Regions from separate parts of the Homo sapiens genome. Here region 1 is linked to region 2. The links are chromatin contacts, found by Hi-C or POLR2A ChIA-PET in ENCODE. All regions are on one chromosome and are shown on one strand. Each heading gives the region's core, a stretch centred on a gene start or an enhancer-like site at or near the end of the contact. The rest is flanking DNA. Distances are from core to core; before and after follow the strand shown. Region 1 has its middle 54 kb from the start of LINC01812. Region 2 has its middle 100 kb from the start of LINC02831.

Region 1 (5,924 bases), core at 450-2,949, 110 kb before region 2:
TAAATAGGCTGTGATGAGTCCAGTGATAGAGATATTGGATTGCTGTGGGAACACAGAGTGGGGACACACAAACAGTGTGGGGAAAGGTCAGAGAAAACTTCATTGAGAAGGAAGGAAGCTTTTTGTAGCGCTTTGTACAAGCAGCATGAGTTAGCCAAGGGAGAGTAAGAGGAAGAAGGAATTATAAGGCAGAATGAGAGAAGACATGGAAATGAGACCTAATGTGACGTTCTGGTAAGCTATCAGCTCTTGATGTGGCTAGAGTGGCAGGAGTTGGGGCTGGAGTATGGATGGAGCTGAGAACGTGGAGGGCCTTGCTTGCTGCAGAGCTCCTGCAGGCAATACTCAGAGCCAAAGCAAACCTGAAAAGTGGGGATTCACTTTGTCACTGTTCTAGTCAGTATTTAGTTAGGAAAATGGAAGACATTTTAAGTATTTCAAGATGGAAGAGGTTTCATGTGGGGAATTGGAGGTCTATGTAAAGATTGGAGTCTGGAGACCAAAGGTGAGAATGCTTTCAAGAAATGTAAATTTCAGAGATTGCTGGAAACCACCAGCTATGGTCTGGGCTGCCTGTAGCCTTGTAAATCATGGGCAAAAGTCCACATCTGCTGTCTGCTTGCTTCCAAGGCTTATGTGTCTGCTGAAGCTGGAGAAGATGCTTTTCTTCTCTTTTGTCTTCCAAAGCTTACGTCAATTTCTTTCAATGGTGGAATTTAGCCAGGGAATCTGTGAATTGTAGTACTCGGGCTTTCCGTTCTTGAGGTTCAGAGAAGAGCCTAGAAGAGCAGGATAGTACTGAGTAATGACAAACAGTATAAGACATCACCTTTTTTTCAGTGCCTTAGACTAGTAATATCGGCTATAGGTGAAGTGACCACAGAATTTATTATACAAACCAGGTCATTTTTAAAAACAAAAGGGGCTATAAAATTAGTTAATAGGTATTAGTTAATACAAAGAAGTATTATCCCAGGCAAATGGAAACATATGGTTACCCTAGATTATGGCATCATTAAGAAATGCTTGCCTTTTTTTTTTTTTTTTTTTTTTGTAAAATAAGAGGGAAATAGAAGAAACAACAAGAGAATAATGTTAATCATTGTCAAATCTGGATGATAGATATGTGGGGTTTTATTATACTATTCTATCTACTGTTGTGTTTGAAATTCTCATAATAAAAGTTAACTAAAAAGAAGTACCTGAAATTGAAATTTTTAATTTTTTTAATTTTTAATTTTGTGTGAGTATATATATAAATTTATATATATATATGCATAACTTTTTAAAAATTTCACACTGTGTGTGTGCGTGTGTATCCAATTCAGATGATGGTGTTTTAAAGGAAAATATATACTATGTGGTCTTTAATACTCTGAGGATAAAGTATTGTAACCAGGAAGGGGGAGGGAAGTTTCGGGTTTGGCCCTTGGGGCTGTTGGACACCACACCTGAATTGTTTATTGTTGGTCAGTAGGTCTTTGGGGGCTTTGATAATTAGTCTAGAAGCTAGAATTGCAATGAAATTAGCCCCTGAGATGATTTATCACACTCTTGACATCTAGAAAGTGCTCAGTGAAGATTTATTCAGTCAATGAAAGAGAAATAGTGGTGCGTTTTTCCTTTGTAGGAAGTGAGTTTAAACTCAAATGACAGCTGGCAAGGCTGGGAAAAGTCTGGAAAGATAGCTATCTAGATGTCAGGGACCTTGGCTGTTTTTTGGAACACAAAGGGGCTGATTGCGTCATACTCACTTGATTTTCCTTTTTTTTTTTTTTGTTTATCCAGTTAAGCTCTTAACTCTGCTTTTGAAAAAATAAATTTATTGTGAGTTCAGTAGAGCTCTGATTCTTGTTTCTCCAGCATGGAAGCAGATGTGCGTTTGGAGCATGCTGGTTTGGGGGACCCACCAACCATCCGAAGGAGCCGAATGTGAAATGAGCAGGGATTTTTGGCTCCCCTTCTCAATGATGCTTTGTGATCTAAGAGGTGTTTTCCGTTTTCAGCAATGTGCTGCAGAATGGTCTGTAACGGTCTGTTGCAATTTTCTCCCTAAATCTCCCATGTTTCTGCCAATAGTGAATTAGACTGTCATTAGCTTCACAGATGTGCTTTGATCCCAATATGGCTTGTCTCCTGGCAAGGAGACATCTGAACCATTGATGCAGATTTTCTAAACCTGGAGGATGAAGCACAATATTGTGGAAGCAACACGGAAGAGGAGCCTGGAGCCTTGGGTTCCAGTCACATCTCTGTAGTTAATTAACTATGTCATCTTGGGTGAGGCATGAAATTCTCATTGTCTCAGTTCTCTGGTCTGTGAAAGGAGATTGGATTGATTCCTAAGTTCCTTTCAGATTCTCTCATATTGAATAGGAAAACTCTTCAGGTTTAGGAATAGATGCTATCTTGCTGTTGGGGTTTTGGTTTTCTGAACGGAAAATCCACAGTGCTTTCCAGGGATAGCCATTGATCCTATTTGGTTATTAGCTCCCTACTCCCTACTCTGCTGCCTGTAAAAGGGTACAACAACTGCTTAGGTTTGATGATATATATTCTGGGCATCTCTGTCCTTCAAAGGCCAACTTGTTTAAAGGAGGAAAAAGAAGTTAAAGAATCATGAATTTCAGAGCTGATTAACCATTATCTAGGGAGTCTTAACCATGATCTAGGGACTTTGAGTCTAACTCTCCTACCTTACAGATTAGGAACTCGAGGACCAGAGAGGGTAGGTTGCTTGCCCAAGGCCACAGTGACAGAGCTAGACCCAACTTCAGCTTACCTACTTTTGGGCCATAATCCCAACACTCAGGCTTGTCAGAAGACTGGAACTTGGTCAATGGAAAGATCCTTAGTGATTTTAATTTCACATGGATCAGTAGAAGTTTTGATAGGAATATCATGACATGTTAAGTTGGAGTAGAGGTGCCTCTTCAGCTTCAGGAAAAGTGTGGCTTGGAAGCTCTGGGGTCAAGTTCTGGCTCTACGGTGTGCTAAGCCAAGCAACTCCTTTACTGGTATGAGCCTCTGACTCCTCATCTGTCAAATGGAGATGGTAATAATACCTTCATTGCCTACATCTCAGGCCTTTCATGCTGAGCTTGCGCATTTATGACAACTCTGACGACTAAATAGATTTATACAAAGGATAATGTAAAATAATAACAATCACTCATTGAATATTTCTCATGTGTCAAGTGCTGTTTGTGCACCTTGGATACACTTGTTCATCCAATCCTCAATCAATGCCATTAGGCAAGTTCTATAAATGAGGAAACTGAACTTACCTAATACAACAAAGATTGTTCATCTAATAAAGGAAGCACTGGATTCATGCTAAGACAACCAGAGTATGTGCTCTGAACCACACACTAGAATGTGAAAGACCTTATCACTGAGCTTTCTTCCAGTGGTTTTGTGATACCTTTCTCTGATTCCTATGCATGCTAGTCTGGATGATGCTGGGAGATATGTGTGTATGATGGGTACCAATCCAAACAACCCATTTCATAGCGGGTGATGTGTGTAATACTCTGCCCACAGTGCCTACTCTGCCCCAGAACCAGGGAGTGTGGATGACTAATTTTGGCAACAGTGATTGTTGAAACCAACCCCTAAACCACTCATCACCACCCTACCCTGCCCCACTCATCTCTGGGCAGGTTGCTCAGCATCTCAGTAAAATGATCAGTATCTGCCATGAATAGCCAGAGACATATTTGGAAGGAGAATAGAAGCCATAGGCCTTCTGTATTGACCCAGAGCAGTAGAAAACATATATGGAATCAGTTCTTGGGAAAAAGGGGTCATACTGATATCTTTTTATCTCTAGTTATCCCTACCCATCTATTTCTTTCTATCTATCTATCTATCTATCTATCTATCTATCTATCTATCCATCAACCGATTATCTATCATTTGAGCCTTTAAAGTACATTTGAATTTGACTCATAAGGGGCTCATTTAGAAGGTTTTGATTTCCAGTTCTTCCCTCCTGTCCAACCTGCTTTAGGCTGTAAAATGTACCAAAGAGTCTTTGAAGTGCATGTCTTAGTGAGGTGACAGGGGGAGGAGAGACAATTCACAATTGGCCACTATTAGTCCAGCTGAGAGTTGGGCCACAGTGAGGGATGGGGCATCTCTCCCAGGAGGGCCACCTGCCTCTAACAGCCTTCCTTTTGCATACATCTTGGAATGCCAGGAGAAAGTGTGCAAAGAAAATGGAGTTATTTGGACAAATATTCCTAAGTTTCAAATTTGTTTTAATGAACATCAAGCCAGATGATAGGGGAAACATCTAAAGTGCTTGTATATAAGAGATAAACTTATGTGTCTATATGTGTGTATATGTATATGTGCTTTTACATATGCACACATGTGTATAGGTGTGTGTGCAGCAGACACGTATGGTCATGTTATCTCCTTATTTGTTTAAAATATTTTAAAATATTAATATATATTATTTTTAAATACAAAATAATATATACTTGAAAAATGCAGCATAACAATAGAAAAAAATTATTCCTATACCTCAAAGTAGCCACTGTTCAGATTTTGAGGCATCCTTCAGTCTCTCTTGTTTTTTCAATAAAAGCAAGTCATCATGTACATAATTTAAAAAGTCAGATAGTCATACAAGACTTATGATAAAAAGCAGCAAATTCCCACTCCAGGCCTATTGTCACGTTTTCCAGAGAAAACTGCTCTCAACTGTTTAACTGTCATTGCTGGTATTTATTACCATATTGATGAATAATACATTAGGGGCTATTTTTGATTTACCAATGTAGACATTACCTGCTGACTTCCTACTAATGTAAGATTTAAGTCTCTTAGAGCCTTTATACTCTCATACAAACTTGAACACACTCACACCTGCACACACTTCCTCTCCCACAAGCATCTCAATACAGTTATAACAAAGCTTTCAATTAAATCAGGAGTATTATAAAGAAAAATGTATGTATAATTTAAATCAATTTTATGTATTTACTTTGATCCTAATATTTTGTTTTAAATTTAATTTTAATTTAAAATAGGTAAAAATTTATTTTAAATCAACAATATAAATAAAATAATGTTTATGTTATTTTGACCATGTAAATATTGTATATCGCTAACCCAAATGATGTGTTAGTTATATTTCAGTTACATTTTCCTTTCTGGTACCATTTGCTAGAATTAATACTTTTTTTTTTAGATGGAGTCTTGCTCTGTCGCCTAGGCTGGAGTGCGGTGGCGTGATCTCGGCTCACTGCAACCTCCGCCTCCCGGGTTTAAGCAATTCTCTGCCTCAGCCTCCCTGGTAGCTGGGACTACAGGTGCCCACCACCGTGCCTGGCTAATTTTTGTATTTTTAGTAGAGACGGGGTTTCACCATCTTGGCCAGGCTGATCTTGAACTCCTGACCTCGTGATCCACCCACCTCGGCCTCCCAAAGTGCTGGGATTACAGGCATGAGCCACCGTGCCCAGCCACTTATTTCAAACACAGTAGGTGATGTATCAGTTCCATTTTTCCCTCCCTGTAGACATACAACCTGGAGGGCTCTGTGCCCCTGCTCCTTCTGGGCTGGTGGCCCCCCTGGCCTTGTCCTGAGACCTCTTTAAGTTTTCTTTTGTGTTGGAGCCTCTGCTTCCTGAATCTGCTACCGTTTTCCTTTGTGGTTTTCTACATGTTTTCCATGAATACATCCTCTGTAAGTTTCCTGAGAAAGGATGCATGGGAGCTAACTAGTTGAGACTATATATCATTCTGGGTCTAGCCAGGAGACAGGAACCACATCAGTATTTCAAACAGGAAAAATTTAACATAAAGAAATATTACCAAGTAAAAGATGCCTAACTGAAAAAGGGATAACAGAGCTAAAGAGTACAGAGAGGAGCTGCTACCTCTAGGGCTGAGGGTGAGCACCCAAGGAAGGA
Region 2 (6,165 bases), core at 3,247-5,746:
AGCTAAAGGACAGGATGAGAACAACTGGCCTTTGAGAGTGTACAAATACCAGTCATTTTATTACTGACACATAGCCCTTACTGACAACTGCTTGTCAAAGGGAAATGCCAGTCGTGAAGAATGAGCTGAGTGTCACCCCTCATCTGCATTTAGGTCTCATCACATGGTAACCCAAGAGTGGCTCGTGCATCATCCGCAATTGATATCATGTCACCTCTGCAGGACCGCGCCTGCCTTTCCCTTTCTAGTTTTGCAACAGCTTCGTGAGAAGGCTGCTGAGATCCCTTCCATCATGTCCCTTCAGGCTCAGGGCAGATGCCATTTCTGCCCCTGGAGTTTTCTGAGGCTTGGGAACATTGCAATGTCTTGATGGCTGGCTCTGCTATTGATCTTGATTTCCTTAATCATTTCTCCATCCTCCTTCTGAAAATTTATGCCTGTTTCTGGCTTCTATACCCCCTCCCTTATCCCCATCCTTTGTGAACACTCAGGCAGGGAATTCATTTAGTTTTTTTTTTTTTTTCCTCTTCTGGCAATAAATTTTCCTGTGACCTCTTGTTTCTTATCTACTTAAAAAGTCTTATTTATTTCAACCTCTGATGCAATTTATCTTGTGTTCGTTCTCTACCTTTGCCCGTCTTACTATTTTTTTTTTACACCATCTTGAATTTCTCTGTAATAGTAGAAGCCCTTCTTGACCTAATATACCTGGTGGAGATGCCCTTCCTTGCCTCTGACCAATCTTTCCACCATCGACTTCCTCTGCCCTCATCTCCTCCCTCTCCTGTGCCTTTGGTATTTATTACCGTACCTTCCCTATTTGCTGGTAATCACTTACCTTGCTTTTCTATTTTTTCTTCTCCCTCCCGTCCTATTGCTTTATTTCACTGTCACTCTTGCCATAATTTTATTTTTTTTTTTAGCCAACTAAAACTATTCTGACGAGATGATTTGCTGCTGCTACTACCCTAGGCCCAGTTATGACACAGAAATCAGGCCCACCCATCCCTTCCTCCCTTCTCCTTGTAGAAAACAGTCAAGTTCATTCAAGTTCCTATCTGTCGTGTAAGAAATCACCCTCCTACCATATGGGATAACTTATGGCTGCAAATAAAAATTTCCCAGTGTTTGGCTGCTCACGAGTTTTCACTTCCCCAGCACAGCTTGGGTAAGCCCCAAGATGTTAAAATTCCTAGGGAGTGCGTATTTTCATGGAAATCCACTTTCTGCTTCTAGAATATTTCTTCTACTCATAGAGACTTAACTTTTCAATAACGTTATAGAATGGCACATGTTTTCTCTTCCACCCCTACTCTGACCCCTGCTTCTCCTTCTTTTTTAAGAAAGGCAGTTTTGAGTTCTCAACTTCATTTGTTTTCTTCGGTTCATGGAATAGAGGAATTTTTCTGTATAAATAAGAGCTTTAACCTCTTTCTCACTCTAACTTATAAATAACAGCTCACATTAGAATTAAAAGGCCCATTTTATTTAAGTTGACTCTGTTTCTAGGGATTTGAGTGATTGTGAGTAGGGCTACTTTCTACACAGTTTACGAAGGTAATGCCTGGCATTGCCCCAGACACAGCCACACGTGTAAAAAGCCAGGGCTTAGGAAGCTGTGGGTGCCATCTGGGGTCATATAGATAACCTGATTTTCTTCCGGAGATGTTATGGAACTGCTTTGAAATAACAGGCACTAGATAGACTTTTGTGATTTATGAATTATCCAGATAACCTCTATGATTCATTCCTCATTCCAAATTCTTTCAGAAGATAGACAGGTCTAACCATGTACTCACTTTGACCTAGCCCATGTCTCCACAGTTTGGTAGAACTAATTTTTCCAAGGACATAGTCCACACCCATTTATTAAGTCTTGACATTATTACTGTTGACTTTTATTTAAGAGATTTTCTGAATGGTGATTTCCTATGTAGTAGTTAAAGCATCCATGGCTTGTGGAAGGGAGTCAGTGGGCCTGGGTTATACCCTCAGTTCCACTCCTGGGTCACTCTAGAGTAAATGACTTAATCCTTGGTGTCTAATTCCGTGCAAGTGAAATAACATGGCCTTGGAAAGCAATAAAAAGGAAGAGCAGGGAATGGGTCAATGCTATTAGTTAAGTAGATTTACATTTATGTTAAAAAATTTAAAACCTTGACTGGTAGATTTCCAGTTGCCACTTATTTGAAAGCTGTGCTCTAAAGTTTTCTGGGGTTTGCAGCCTATGGTCATTAGGTTGATAGCTCTTACCTGTCTTAGAGTCTTACAGAGTGTTCTAGAAGCCAGGGGCTTTTAAATTTTTTGATGACATCACTTCCATTTTTTTCTGTGTCTCAATTACAAACCTTCAAAATGATCACTGTTGTAATACAATGCTGAATGATCTATTATCCTTTAAAGGATACCTTGATGATACACAATGCTGTGACATTACTTTCAATGCTTGGATCATCTTTTAAATGGTGCCTATGTGTAGCACATTGTCAGGGATATGAGGAAATTTTCCATTTCCTTCCCCAAGAAAATCACTGAACAACTCTTCCATGTTTGTAGTAGTTCATGATTATTATTATTATCATTATTTTGCAGGAAAATATTTTATTCCACAATTAAACATAGGCTTGCTATGAATATATCCCTAGGAGAAGTACCATAGATTTAAATTTAGACCAAGGCTTAAGTGACTGGTACTGGATTCTTGAGGGCAGATTTTGGATGTGGCTGTGTGGTGGAGAAACACCCTGGTTTCCTGGAAGGTGGAAGACAGACCTAGAGAAAAGGCAATGCTAAACACAGAAAGAGGACCTTCAGGAGCTGAGAGAGCTGAAAACAGATTCTTTCACCCTTCCTAGCTGGCCTCTGCCCTTGCCAAGATGTTGTTCTGAACGTCAAGCCTTCCTTGGTGTGAAATACCCTTCTCTCTCATCCAAAACCAGAGGAACGAAGCCAGCCCTGAGGCCAGGATTAAGAAGGAAGATTGTGAGGGGACACCTTTCCCTCCAGGGATGATGGCACTGACTATGCCCACTAAACTATTGGATTCCAGTGCTAAGCAGTTACAAGAAGTTAAAAGAAATAGTGACATGGATTAACAGTCTTGGATGGGGTACTAAAAACTAAAACAATTCATTGCAAAGTTCAGTGTGAGAAGGAATGAAGTATTATGTGGGGAAGGGATTGCAAATGCAGTTTCCTATATTGATGTTCTGGTTATGTTTTATAATTTGCTCATATTAGGATGGAGCAGGGAAAGAAACCCAAACCAGATGAAACTGAGATAAACACACATAATGGAAAAAGCTCTGACCCAACCACCAGGAGATTGGATTATTAGCCTTTCTCAATCACAAGCAGTTTTGTGGGTTTGGGGGCAAGTCACTTCACCTCCCCAAGCCTTCACCTTCTCATGTGAAAAGAATTACAGCAGAGCCTAGATTGCTTATTGTAGAAAGCTGATTTGAGATAAAATATGTAAAAGCATTTTGTAAACTGGAAAGTACTATTTACATATCAGGGTTTATTATTCTTTCTTAATCCTGCCAATCCACTGTCCTGTCCACCAAAAGAACAGAAAAATGTTGGCACAGGACAATTTTCACAGTTTGGAAGGAGGAGTAAGTTGTTGCCTTTGCACCCTTCACTGCTAACATCTGTCACCCCCCAGCTCTGACAGCTGCTTCCAAGTTTCCTTTATGAAAGAAACAAAACAAGATTGGGTCGGCCCCCAATTCCTACTCTACCATGCTCTGAATCTTATTAAAAAATTAACATCTCTTTTTTTTCCACATATGCTTGGAAAGAGGCCATGAAAGAAAGCTCTTGGCCATCTTTTTATCCTATTTTTCATCTGGTTTGGGTTCCTTTCCCTCCCCTAACCTGCTATTAGCAAATCATAAAAAATAACCAGAGCATCAATATAGGAAGCTGCATTTGCAATCCCTTCCCCACGTAATGCTTCATTCCTTCTCACACTAAACTGTGCAATGAACTGTTTCATTTCTCAGTACCCAATCCAAGGAAATTTCTCATTCAGTAATATTAATAATAATATATTTTTAAACCTTGACTTAAAATTACAGTAAGTGCCAAGACGCTCTAGTTGCTATTTTGTTGAAATAATATCAGGTTTCCTGTGATGCTTTACATAGCTGTCATCTCTGTGATATAATATGCCCATGATTTATTAACCTACTAAAAGTGCTGTCATTGACTTGTCATAATAAACTTTTCTTAAAATATTAAAGCCTAGAACGTTGAGCAATAGCTCAAACCAGCACAGAGGCTCTATCTGGTTGTCGATTTGGACTTGGTGGCCTGAAGTTTGCCTTTTACATCTTGGAAAGAGAAGCCCTGCCTTGGCCCCTTCCCCTTCTTACTCTCCCTCCCTCTGGACTCTTTGTCACCAAACAGTCTGGCAGAGAGCAGGGGACGGCATGTGAGGAACTCTGAACATGAAGGATGACCTCAAGCTTCAGCCCGAGGGTCAGTTCTGTGACTCTAAAGGCTTTCTGGCCTCTGTAGAGAGGAATCTAAACACAGAGATCCTCACCCAATGTGCCTTTGTGAACAGGCATTGCATCCACTTCCTTGTGGGGAGTGGTGAGGGGAGGGAGTGTTGATACTTTTTAGAAAGAGAAAAATGTCTGACCCTGGAATCTGAGTTTATTTTTCTTGGATTTGAAAGCAGGAAGGAATTTTGAATCGGGGAGTAGGCAGACACAATGGAGACACATGGAAGACCTGCAGTCAAGGCTCTGTCTCTCTTCTGGGGACCTGTACCTCTGGCCTTGCCACGTGTGTTGGCTGATCCCCTTGACTCTGGTACTGAAGGGGGATGATCCTGGTGACCTGACCACTGTTCATTAAAATGTTCATACCCAGCCAGGCACGGTGGCTCATGCTCATAATCTCAGCACTTTGGGAGGCCGAGGCGGGTGGATCACGAGGTCAGGAGATTGAGACCATCCTGGCTGACACGGTGAAACTCCATCTCTACTAAAAATACAAAAAATTAGCCGGGTGGTGGCGGGCGCCTGTAGTCCCAGCTACTCGGGAGGCTGAGGCAGCAGAAAGGCATGAACCTGGGAGGCAGAGGTTGCAGTGAGCCTAGATTGTGCCACTGCACTCCAGCCTGGGTGAAAGAGTGAGACTCCGTCTCAAAAAAAAAAAAAAAAAAGTTCATACCCTGGTGCTCATCTCCCCAGGTTTGGCAGACTGTTCCGACAAGCTTGTGAGATTCCCCCAAAATGATTCACGTGTATTTCAATTAGAGATTTGGGAGGCCTTGCTAGCTAACTTATTTATCATGAAATTAGAGCAATGAAAAAAGGTGCAAGTCTTAGATTCATAAAATCTAGGAGTGAGGTAAAGTTGGAAGGTAAGAGAAAGAGGGAGATATTGAGAGGGGAGAGGGAAAGGTAAAGAGAATTTAAGATATGTAATACACATCTTTGTACTTCAATTACACTTTAAAGTCATTTTGTCAAGTTAGAAGCATAAATATATAAGTATATTTAAATATATGGAGAATTTTTAATGATCACAAAATGATCATGTTTGGTTCATCTGGAGATGTGAAGGCCCAATCAAGACTCCAACAAAAAATGAGCATGTCTGGAAGAAAGTATGTCCAACCCAAACTTGCCTACTGACAAGTAAAAGGTCAAGGTTTGGAGTACGAGACATGAAATGTATGTACTGTAATTTCAGAAAACTAAAAATGCACTTGAGAAATACTTCTGATTTTTTTGTTATGATTTTACATTTATAGGATGATTACAAAAGGTACAAAAATTAACTTTCCTCATTCAGCTAGCTCTTTCACAACAAATGCTTGGTGTTGTCAGTGCCAATGGATCAAAATTGTCGAGGGTAGGTTCAGTTATTTTCATCCAGATTGGGATCCTAAGAAATCAGTCACTAAACCAATATCATAGAATTGCTCAGAGAATGAGATTAAAAAAGTATTTGGGGGAGAAGGGGATTTTAAATGACTCTATAAATATAACATTTGCAGTCACTATTTCTTAAAGTATGCTAGACATGGTTACCTTACCACTAATCTAGACCTTAAGCCCTTAGAGAATAGGCATGATTGACATCCGGCAGTCAGTATGATGACTGAGTTGAGGTGATGTACTAGGCACTGGGAGGAGACTTTCA

What was found. Hi-C counts contacts between places; a loop is a spot of excess contacts on that map. ChIA-PET counts read pairs that join two places held with the same protein, here RNA polymerase II (POLR2A).
Region 1: a loop to region 2 is called in a map of prostate gland, with 4 times the contacts of the local background. The contact joins two enhancer-like sites. A Hi-C loop is called at or near these places in 2 of 168 maps with a recorded cell type or tissue (endothelial cell of hepatic sinusoid and prostate gland). POLR2A ChIA-PET finds 5 or more read pairs at or near these places in 1 of 52 experiments (AG04450).

What each region holds. Positions count from the first base shown.
Region 1 is chr2:67,768,771-67,774,694 of GRCh38, reverse strand. No RefSeq gene overlaps it. Among named protein-coding and RNA genes, the nearest start is that of LINC01812, 54 kb to the left of the region's middle. Within about 2 kb of position 1,699, at least 2 of the 41 ENCODE cell types and tissues checked have a DNase peak (open chromatin) inside an H3K27ac peak, as active enhancers do.
Region 2 is chr2:67,664,907-67,671,071 of GRCh38, reverse strand. No RefSeq gene overlaps it. Among named protein-coding and RNA genes, the nearest start is that of LINC02831, 100 kb to the right of the region's middle. Within about 2 kb of position 4,496, at least 8 of the 41 ENCODE cell types and tissues checked have a DNase peak (open chromatin) inside an H3K27ac peak, as active enhancers do.